2 separate regions of the Homo sapiens genome follow, and region 1 is linked to region 2. Evidence: chromatin loops called from intact Hi-C (ENCODE). Cell type or tissue: uterus. All regions are shown on one strand. Each heading gives the region's core, and the rest is flanking DNA. Links, peaks and the distances in the headings are about the cores only. Region 1 overlaps SCUBE1 (signal peptide, CUB domain and EGF like domain containing 1). Region 2 overlaps SCUBE1 (signal peptide, CUB domain and EGF like domain containing 1).

Region 1 (5,362 bases), core at 114-5,113, 60 kb before region 2:
ACAAAGGGAGGGAGGGAGGCCTCTTTCCAGAAACCAGGGCTGGCCTGCGTGGACTGTGACCAGAGGAGCGGCAGTGGCCCCTGGCAGGGCTTGTTAGTTGACACTGACCTACTCCCCAAGTGCAGAGGCTCCACTCTCTCTCCGACTTGAGTTGGACTTCAGCAGAGAAGGCAGCTGATGGCAGCAGGAGCCACGCCGCGGAGCCCGCTACTGTGGGCACATGTGACGGCGTGAGTAATTGCTGAGCTCCGGGCCCTCTTTTGGACTGTAGAATATGTGATCACGGCCTACCTCGTCACCAAGCCCTGAACCTCCAGGGACCTCACTTGGCTGCCTCCATCTGTGTGGTCCTCAGTGTGCCACAGCCTCTCAAACCGTGTTTGTTTCTCGCCAGCCAGGCTGGGCCCGGGGGTGACCAGGAGGAACCCTAGAGGCAACTTCGAGCTGAAGACTGGAGTTCATTTTCAGATTCTCCCAGGTTCCTTGGGATTTTCAGTATTTGTTAACCTGAAACACACAGACCATTTCCCATGCAGGTCCTACAGCTCGCAGGCAGATGAAGAGCAGGCAAGGCCTCCTGGACCTCGGCATGGGGTTCTGCTGGCTCCATCCCAGGCGCTGGCCTTCCGGCTGGGTGGGACACATGCACTCGGTCACAGCCCAGACTCTCTTTCTCCCGACATTTCCCTGCTTGCTTCTCTCTCCTGCTGCCTTGTGAAGAAGGCGCTTGCTTCCCCTTCACCCTCCGCCATGATTGTAAGTTTCCTGAGGCCTCCCAAGCCATGTGGAAATGTGAGTCAATTCAACCTCTTTCCTTTATAGGAAGGAAAGAGGTTTCCCTGTGAATGGGGGTGGCATGGCGTAGCAAGAGGAGGCTGCACTGGGAGCCTGGCCTCTGACAGCAAGCTCTGCTCTCTCCCCTTTCCTCACTGGCCGCTCTGAGGCTCCTTGTGGTGGTACAGCCTGTGCTCCTGTGAGCAAGGCCTTGTTTCCTGCTGACACCTGGGCATAGTACGGACCCCAAGGTCACTGCCACAGGGCAAGAGCCAAGGCCCCTTTCGCCGTTTATTGCTGGGCCCCTGCACCTCCTGGGAACGGGTCCGAGGGGAAGTGTCTTCCACTGAGTCTCGTCCAAGGGCAGTGATGTTGCTGGCAAGGGGACTGGGGTGAGGCCAACACTCCAGCAGAGCATCTGAGCCTAGTTCTCGAAGAATTCGTGTTCAGAAGCAAGTCCAAGGCAAGCTGTGCTCTCCCCAGCCCCAAGGGCTGCCGGCCTCACAGAAACAGAAGGGCAAATGCAAATGCTGGGAGGAGCTGTTTAATCGTTCAGGGAGGCTGATAGCTGCTGGGACTCACTGGGCTCATGCGGGAAGGGATGGGGTCACAATTCATATTTACAGTGACCAAAGGGCATTTTCCTAAAGTACCCACAAATAGAAGTATATATATATATTTATATATATATTTATATATATATATAGAGTACTTCATTAAATGTTCTGTTGAAGGAATGCAGAAACTTCCAGTCTCCTCCCCAGCAGCTCTGTTCCATCCAATCACAGAACCCTTAGAGCGCAACAGCCCGGAGCCGTGGCCTTGCCTGTGGCTGGAGGAGTTGGCAAAGCGTGGGGCCCGCGGATGCCAGCACAGGCTCATCGACCTCCCCCAGACGGCGCCTTTGTCCCCTCCTCTCTCCCCTGGACTCCTGTCTCGGATGACCACGCCTCCCAGAGCACAGGCCCCACTTCCCCTCTCTCCTGAAACGCCAGGCCAGGCAGAGGGTCCTGCAATCCTGCTACCTGCAGTCGGTCTGCCAGGGCTCAGGAGAGGGCGCTCTTGGTGTCCTGGGGAAGGGAGGCAGAGGGAGGGAGGGAGGCTTCCTGAAGCAGGGTGCTCCCACAGGGGCAGCGGGTCCGAAGGGTGCCTGGGCTCGGTCTCCATGGGCTGGTCGGCTTCCCTGAAGGGCAGTGCCATGGGGTTCCCAAGGTGGTGTGGAGGCCCATGCAGCTCCCACTGTGGAGGGCAGGTGCACCCTCCGCGGACCAGGCCACCCCCAGGCAGGGCCGCTCCCCCCGGTTATTTGTAGGGCCGCAGGAACCGAGACACTTTGGAGCGCAGCAGTTTGATGAAGGACCGTGGGAACATCTCCTTGGATTCCTGGGCTGTGTACTTGAAGTAGTTCTGGGGATGCGCCAGCACGTCGAAGAGGGCCTTGATCAGCTTCTTGTCCTGTAAGATAGAGTGGGTGGGAGGCAGGGGAGGCTTGGGGCCTGTAGGGTCTGTGGGGTGTTGCCAGGCTGGGGGAGGGGAGAGAGATGCGCTGGCTGGTGGGTTTCAGGACCCCACAGACCTTCTTTTGGTTTTAATAGTATAACTGGTTTTTATTTGTTTATTTTTTTTGAGACAGTCTTGCCCTGTCACCCAGGCTGGAGTGCAGTGGCGGGATCTTGGGTCACTGCACCTCGCCTCCTGAGTTCAGGTGATTCTGCTGCCTCAGCCTCTCGAGTAGCTGGGATTATAGGCATGCACCACCACACCTGGCTAAGTTTTGTCTTTTCAGTAGAGACGCATTTTCACCATGTTGGCCAGCTTGGTCTCAGGCTCCTGACCTCAGGTGATCCACCCACCTCGGCCTCCCAAAGTGCTGGGATTACAGGCGTGAGCCACGGCGCCTGGCCCGTAACTGGTTTTTAAATAGATCATTGGCATTAACTCTTGGGATTCCAATAAGATTTTATTAAAGGCCAAGTGTGGTGGCTCACACCTGTAATCCCAGCACTTTGGGAGGCTGAGGCGGGCAGATCACCTGAGGTCAAGAGTTTGAGACCAGGCTGATCAACATGGGGAAACCCCATCTCTACTAAAAATACAAAATTAGCTGGGCGTGGTGGCGCATGCCTGTAATCCCAGCAACTCGGGAGGCTGAGGCATGAGAACTGCTTGAAACCGGGAGGCGGAGGTTGCAGTGAGCCGAGAGTGTGCCACTGCACTCCATGCTGGATGACAGAGCGAGACTGTCTCAAAAAAAAAAAAAAAAAGATTTTATTAACAAAGGGTCCCGCTGCAAAATGACACAACACAACCAACATCTGCAAACAGAGAACACCCAGCCAAGAGCACAGGCTTTGCAGCTGGCAGATCCCAAATCATCACTTCAGGCCTGCTCGCTGGTCCCTGGACCTCGGGAACATCGCTTTGCTGCTCTGACTTTCATTCTTCCCTGCACAGAGAGGTCACGATGCCTCTTCCCGGGGCTGCGAGGAAAATGATCTGCACTGGCGTGAGCAGAGAACCTCTCCTCAGCGGTGCTCAGTACAGGTTTGCTGCAGGGATCTAGGCAGCAAACGGGGCTGTCCTCCGGAGCAGTCTCTGGAGGGCAGATGCAGTCCCCGCCCTCTCTGAGCCCCAGTGTCTCGTCTCTCTAGTGGGGCACTGGCTGCCACCCTGGGCAGAAACTATGGAGCAGAGGTGAGGCCTGGCGGAGGTCTGGTTCCTGACAGAGTCCCCAGAGCCTGGCCCAGGGAAGGTGTTCAGCAAATGGCGACCACCACCTGCTGGCGCGTGAGAGCTCCTCGCCCTGTTGACTGTGACTGCATCTGCTGTGTCTGGGGTGGACCTGTCCTGGCACACACTCATCTCTGTGTACACACCCACCACACCCCACACCACACACCCACTCACCACACACCCACCACACCCCATACCATACACCCACTCACCACACACTCACCCCCACACACACCACACACCCACTCACCACTCACTCACCCCCACACACACCACCCACTCACCACACACTCACCCCCACACACACCACACGCCCACTCACCACTCACCCACACACACACCACCCACTCACCACACACTCACCCCCACACACACCACACACCCACTCACCACTCACCCCCACACACACCACACACCCACTCACCACTCACCCCCACACACACCACACCCACCACACACCCCTCACCACAAACACCCCCACCCCCACTCACCACACACACCCCTATATACACACCACACACCCACTCACCACACTCACCCCACCTCTATTCACACCTCCACCCCCACTCATCACACACCCTATATACATACCACACACCCACTCACCACACACTCACCCCCACACACACCACACACCCTCACCTCCATCGACCATACACACCCCCATACACACCACACATCCACCACACCCCCACCCACTACACACACCGCCTCCATTCACCACACACCCCCCCAAACACACCACACACCCACCACACCCCCACTCACTACACCCCACACACACCCACTCAACACACACCCCTACACACCCAGCACACACACCCCTACATACCCCTACATACACACTATACACACCCACTCAACACACACCCCTACACACACACCACAGTCACCACACACACTGAACACCTCCAAACTCACCACACATGCCTCCACAAACACACCACACAGCACACTCCCCCACCCCCCGCACACACACACGCGTGCCCTGAACCCACACCCTGGAGACAGATGCTCCTGCCCTCCTCTGTGCTGTGGGGGCAGGGACTAAATATTCACAGAACAAACCTAAAGTGAGTGCTGGTGGGCGCCAGGAAGGAGGGGCACGCGGGACCTAAGGGGCTGCAAAGGGTGTGCCCAGGTCAGGGGGTCCGGGCAGGCCGCCCAGAGTACGACAGGATGTCCCAGCTGAGGGCGGAAGGATGGGGGGAAAGAGGTGGGGGAAAGAAGGGGCCGAGAGGCTCTGGTGCGTGTGAGGAGCTGGGAGCTGCTGTGGAGGAGGATGGCCCTCCGGCTGAGGTTTGTGTCCCCAGAGCAGTGTCAGGATGCTTCCAGTTTGGGAGCGATGCTCCCAGGGCGGAGCTGGGGGGACAGAGATTGCGGGGAGAGAGCCCAGGACGCATCCCTGGTTTCTGCCTAAGCAGCTTGAGGAGGAAATCAGGAGCCGAGGGCGGCAGCACGTGACTGGCAGACTATGGGGAGACTCAAGTGAATCTTCCCGAACTCTGCAAACCATCCTTTTCTCAGAAGAAGTGACAGCGGGAGCGTTCCAGCCCTGCCCTTGTCCTCCACACCCCGGGGCTCCTGGGCTGACAGTGCTGCTGCCCAGGGCTGAGCTGGGTGAGTCCTGGGTCCCCAGGCCTCTGGCCAGTACCCACCATGTGACACACCAGGCGGCCCTGCCTCTCCAGGCTGGAAGCAGGAAGAGGAGGGAGCCTAGTCCCAGCGGCAGGGGGGCTCCAAGTGACAATGGCACTGGGTAGATCCCACTGATTCTGAGACATCCCCCAGAATACCCTCATTCTACAGATGAGGAGAGTGAGGCTGTGAGCTGGTGAGGAATGTGCCTGAGGCC
Region 2 (5,362 bases), core at 144-5,143:
CTTGTCTCTTGCCAGAGATGGAAAGTGCTTCCAGCAGTCTTCTTTGGCTCTTTGTAAAAAGGGCAAATATGACATCGCTTTGGGTATCCCTGGTGCCCTCATCTCCCACGAGGAGAGGCCCACCCCACCATCTCCCCCACGTAGCTGTGGGGAGGATGCACTGGCTCCCAAGCTTCTGAGTTCAGCCATCGTTCTACTTGGTTTCCTGGCTCCTACTCCTACTGGGGAATGGGGTGACCCCATTAAGAGGCTGGACTACACGTGGGCCCCGTAGGCAGACCACCAAGCAGATCCTGAAATGGTGTCTTTGGCCAGAGGCCTCATTCAGCCCAGATCTCCCAGAATATCACCATCTGCAGTTAGCCTTGCAGGGGTCAAATTGTGAGTTCTGATCTTTACATTTTATTTTAGAGATGGGGTCTTGCTGTATTGTCCAAGCTGGACTCAAAGTCGGGCTAGAGTGATCCTCTGGCTTCTGCCTCCCAAGAAGCTGGGACTATAGGTGTGCAGAGTTCTGATCTTTGGTCCCGGAAAAAAGGTCAGCACAGCCCGGAATGGGACCACTTCAGAACCATACTCTTTTCCTTCTTTGTACTACTCATTACCAGGGGCTTCCCAGGCCCATCGAGAAACCTGGTCCTGTAGACCTCTGTGCCACGGCCCCACCATTCCTGCTGGACAGCTTAGGCTCAGGGGCTGCCATAAGATCCAGCCCAGCTCCTGGGGCTACACTGGTGGTGTCGTGCTTGGTGCGGAAAACCCCAAGGCTAGGGTTTACAACCCTTGTCCCTTATGCCCTATCAGGCCCCTTCCACAGGCCCTGCCCTTCTCTCCACCCCATGGGGCTGGGGACCCTCCCTGGCCAAAGTCCAGCAGACTGGACAGACCCTCCAGAAAGTAATGGCAGGAGACGCACGGGACGTTTGACCCATTTGTCTCCCTCTACCTACGTGTGCAGTCCTTCTGGTTTTGGGCAAGGTCAAAGCCGGGCCTGCAGTCGCAGGCCACCCCACCTTTGGGCGTCTCCCGGCAGATGTGGGCACAGCCATGGTCTTTGTTCATGCAGTTCATACCCTCTGGGAAGAGAGACAGACAAGAGACGGGTTGAAGACCAGGCAGAGAGGGAGAGAGAAAATTTCAGGCTGAAAGGGGATAGCCAATGATATGTAACAATCAAATGGGCTGTCATTGCATGTATCATGCACACACACGCACTTGCGCACACACACATATGCGTGTGTGCAGCAGCCATCTACATGGATATCCCTTAGGGAGAAAGCAAGGGCACGGTGCCTGGGTCTAGATTCAGGCTTTGCTCTGTGAGTTGCACTGTAAATGGCACCTCGTGACCCACGGAGACCAAGCTCTTGCTCTAGGTCAGATTGTGGGGCATGGTCTGTAGAACTACTTTTGTGTCAGGGTGATTTGCTCCCCTCTCCCGAGCCACCCATGGTTCTAGGGTACCCCCCACCCGCCCAGCAGACTGGATCTCCCCTCTCTGTCTGCCTGGAGTGGCTCATACCCCCTTCCGTTGACCTCAGTTGATGTTTATCTTCCTGGTGATTTGTGAGGCGTTTCTAGAATTTATGAGGTCAGGGGTCAAGTGAGAGGTTGTAGGTCACAAGTCCATCAAGAGGCCAAGGCAGATGAAAGGGAAGCGCCTCTGTCTGCCAACCCACCAGCTCTGTGACCTGCCTTCCACCTCCACCCACAGGAAGCTCAGGCAGGAGTGAAGCCGGCTCGGGGAGCGGCAGTGAAGGCTGCAGACGGCGAACACGCACAGGGCAACCTCCTTCCCCCGGGACACACCGGCCTCTTGTTCCAAGGGAGGACTGGCTCAATCCTGACCCCGTCCACTTTAAATACGGGTATGCAGCAACACAGAATAGATTTAAGAACACAAACACCCTGCTAGTTGTAATAAAGACAAAAACGTCTAAAGTTAAAAATCAAACAAACAAATGGAAATGAGGAAGCCTGCATTTTGCCCGGCACTGTAACTCCTGGTTTCACCTGATTTTGCGACTCATATTTCCTCACCTTGATTTTCTCACTAATCAATCAAATTGTTGGAATGACGCAGAGTCTAACTAAGCAACGAGTTAGCACGGAAAGCGCTTTCATGCTGCTGCCCTGCACAGAAGCTGCAAGTTCACACGGAAAGACCCTTTCCGCTGGCTCGATTCCAAAACAGCATCAGCGCCTGAGTCACACAGATAGTGGCGTGCGGTCAACGCTTAACAGCCGGCAGGGGTGGAGGCTGATTTGCAGTATTTACCAATTTACGTGGGATAAATACGCCAGCCACGGCTAATTTCAAGGTACCAGGGAGATGTCGCCAAGGGTAGAGCTGGGAACAAATGTGCACAGTTGGCTCTCACAAGCTGAGACAAGCCAGCCATAGCACGTCCCTTTCTTAGAAAGGTCGTTGTAAAGTCAGGCAGATGTAGGTGTGAATCTGGCTTCCTTCCTGGCTGTGGCCTGGGAGACAACTGCTTCCCTTTTCTGAGCCTAATCTTAGAAGGGGCAGGATCACCTCTGTCTCACAGAGGAGCTGTGCAAATTAAATCCAGTTACAGACAGGAAATGCCAGGCAATAAGAGACGAGGTCTGTCTGTGGGGGCACTGGCTCTTGAGGCCGGTGTCTCTCCTGCAGGTCTGGAGACAGCGTGGCTCCTCCCTGGGGCCTGGCTGGACCGGGTGGCCAGAGGCGGCTCTCGGTAGAGAAACCTTCCCAGGCTACTGAGACATATTCAGTCCCTCATCAGGTCCTCTGGGAGCCTCCTGCCCTGGTAAGGGTTTGGCCAGTGGGTGGTGGCCAGCAAGCCATCTCCCTGACCGTTACTGACAGCTGTTGTCGGCGGTGGGCTGAGTCCAGGGTCGCCCCCTTCATCCCTGTTCATTTGGCTTCCATGGCTCCCTGCTGTTCCAGCTTCTTCACAGCTGTACACACTCCACGGTTCGCCATCCCACAATGCCTGCTGGGCAGCCCCCGAGGGTGCTCCATCTCCCCTTGCTGCTCCTTCCTCCTGGGCCGGACACCCTCTCCTATCTTCCATAAACTAAATCCTAGGCCTGCCTCAAACTCCACCAGTTCCCCAAAGCCTCCTGGCTCCTGCCTTCTACTCCCTGTGTCTCCCCATGCCACCACCCATGTGAATTTCCTAGGGCTGTCCTATGGCCGGCACAGGAGATCAATGCTGTAAGCAGATCTGTGCTTTCTTCCTGAGCTGGGAAGAGCCCAAGGGCCCTTGTTTGGCAAAGGCTTATAGATGATGAAGAAAGGGAGATTGAATTTCCATTCCCAGCCAAAGAATCACAGTTTACAAGAAGCCTTGCTAATCATCACCAACCATACATTTGTCACTGGGGAGCTGATGCACGCCGGAGCCCTGGGTAATGGAATATTAAGCCCTAGAGGTCTTTCAGTTTTCTCCCTCGTCGTGGACTTGCCATCAAGTGATCTTTCTTCTTGAGACTCTAAAGACTTTAACACTGAGCCAAGATGTTGTTGTTTTCTTGGTGAAGGACACTTTGGGGACGTACTCTAGCATGACTATGGACTGCAGTAACCCACAGTCAATAAGACACTAAGCAACAGAATCGCAGAGCTGGGAAGGGTGAGCCCCAGGCCCTATCTGTAGTCAGCTGGTCTCAAAGGTCTCTACTTTACCTCTCAACAACTTGGGGAAGAGGGTGGAGCCCTTCGTCTCCCACCTAAAGACCCTGAGGTAGAACTGAGGTCCTGTGATTAGCCATCCTCACTCAACACCCCACGGTAGGCCCCCTGCACGCTGCCTCTCACCCAGCATCCCCAGCACGGGAGCCCCCACTGGCTCTGCAACGGAGAGCAAGGGACGGGCCAGTGATTGTTAGTGGGACTGGCTTCAGGACCTCTTTACATTCCTGACAATTATAAAGGAGCCCAAATCGCTCTGATGGACGTGTTTATGTGTTACAGCTATCGAGACTGGCTAGATACTACAGAGAGAAATTTACATTTACTTATTAACTTATTTAAAAACAAGATAAAAAACTTGTTACATGGGGGTGGGCATGGTGGCTCACGCCTGTAATCCCAGCACTTTGGGAGAGCGAGGCGGGGGGAATCACCTGAGGTCAGGAGCTCGAGACTAGCCTGGCCAACGTGGTAAAACCCCGTCTCTACTAAAAATACAAACATTAGCCAGGTGTAGTGGTGCAAGCCTGTAATCCCAGTTACTTGGGAGGCTGAGGCAGAAGAATTGCTTGAACTCAGGAGGTGGAGGCTGCAGTGAGCTGAGATTGCGCCATTGCACTGCAGCCAGGGCGACAGAGTGAGACTCCATCTCAAAGAAAAAAAAAATATTACATGTTAGCACAAGTCATATATTTGTATTAAAAGCTATATTTTCCAGAACAAGGAGGGTGCCCTGAGATGCCCCAGTCAGGCCCGCGCGAGCCAGGCTCACCCGCTGCATGGTGAGGCTGTGGTCAGGCTGGAGTCTGCTCAGCTTGAGTGCTTCTGAGGCGCCTCCTCCCCGAGAAGGGTGGTTGGGGGAGCATCACTATCACATTTCAAAATGACCCTACAACCACTGCAAGGATGGCTGCTACTGCCTGGCCTGGGGGCTGACTGTGGCTTCCGAAGCACTCATCAGCTCCTCTGTCAGCTGCATTGCTTTCACCTCCACTCACGGGCAACACTGGCTTTTGGAGGCCACAAGCAGATAGGCTCCGTGGCTGGCGGAACCACAGAAGGTCAGGGTTGGACCCCTCCCTGCAGCGCATCTTGTCTGTCTATCTTATAGAGACAGAAAATGAGCCCCTGAGATGGGAAATCAATGTCCCAGCACATACAGCAGGGCTGGAAGCTGGGCCACTGGGCTCCCAGCCTAAGTTCTCCTACCTTGGGGTCACTCGGCTACACCTGTGGGACCCAGATGGCTAATAGGGAGCAGACGTTTCCTGGGGGGAACCGATTTGGGAACCTGGTGCAGAGTGGGCGACTACACGGTGCCTGTTACTGGCCACTGTTTCCAGACGTAAGAGCCCAGCGAAATCCAAGGCCAGTTCAGATGCTACGTCCCCTGAAGCTCTCGGAGCAGCCCCTCCACGAAGCACATACCCTGGCTCCTCTTTTGACCTTCCACGGCTGTTACTGGCAGGCCCTGAGTGTGAGGACAAAGCCTCCGCTCCCCTGCAGCACAGGATGTCTGTTTTCTCGGCTGTGAAATGGGGATGTAATAATCTTTGCCCCTGAGAGTTGCTGGGAAGCTGAAACGAGGTGACAATATCGAGGGAGACACAGGGAGGGTCTTGGTAGAGCAAGGCTGCTACGACAGCACTCCTATCTGCCCTTGCTTCATTCTGCCTCGTAGGA

Evidence for each region. Peaks named below come from ENCODE experiments on the same cell type or tissue, not always from the same donor. Only the 100,000 strongest peaks of a DNase experiment are listed, where the experiment ranks them.
Region 1: it touches region 2 in a loop (5-fold over the local background); 1 of 110 quality-filtered maps calls a loop at or near these places.

Annotation. Positions count from the first base shown.
Region 1 is chr22:43,201,921-43,207,282 of GRCh38, forward strand. SCUBE1 (signal peptide, CUB domain and EGF like domain containing 1) reads right to left here. Exons shown (of 22, transcript NM_173050.5): 22 at 1-2,229. The coding sequence ends at 2,077. Among named protein-coding and RNA genes, the nearest start is that of SCUBE1-AS2, 8.1 kb to the right of the region's middle. In uterus, for the core only: no CTCF peak of the experiment used is centred there; no DNase peak of the experiment used is centred there.
Region 2 is chr22:43,261,770-43,267,131 of GRCh38, forward strand. It overlaps SCUBE1 (signal peptide, CUB domain and EGF like domain containing 1), which reads right to left. Exons shown (of 22, transcript NM_173050.5): 5 at 951-1,076. LOC124905129 (a long non-coding RNA gene) reads left to right here. Exons shown (of 2, transcript XR_007068120.1): 2 at 1-1,954. Among named protein-coding and RNA genes, the nearest start is that of SCUBE1-AS1, 11 kb to the right of the region's middle. RefSeq lists enhancers at 1,637-2,836, 2,043-2,322, 2,248-2,749, 2,343-2,392, 2,750-3,249. In uterus, for the core only: no CTCF peak of the experiment used is centred there; a DNase peak (open chromatin) is centred at 2,192.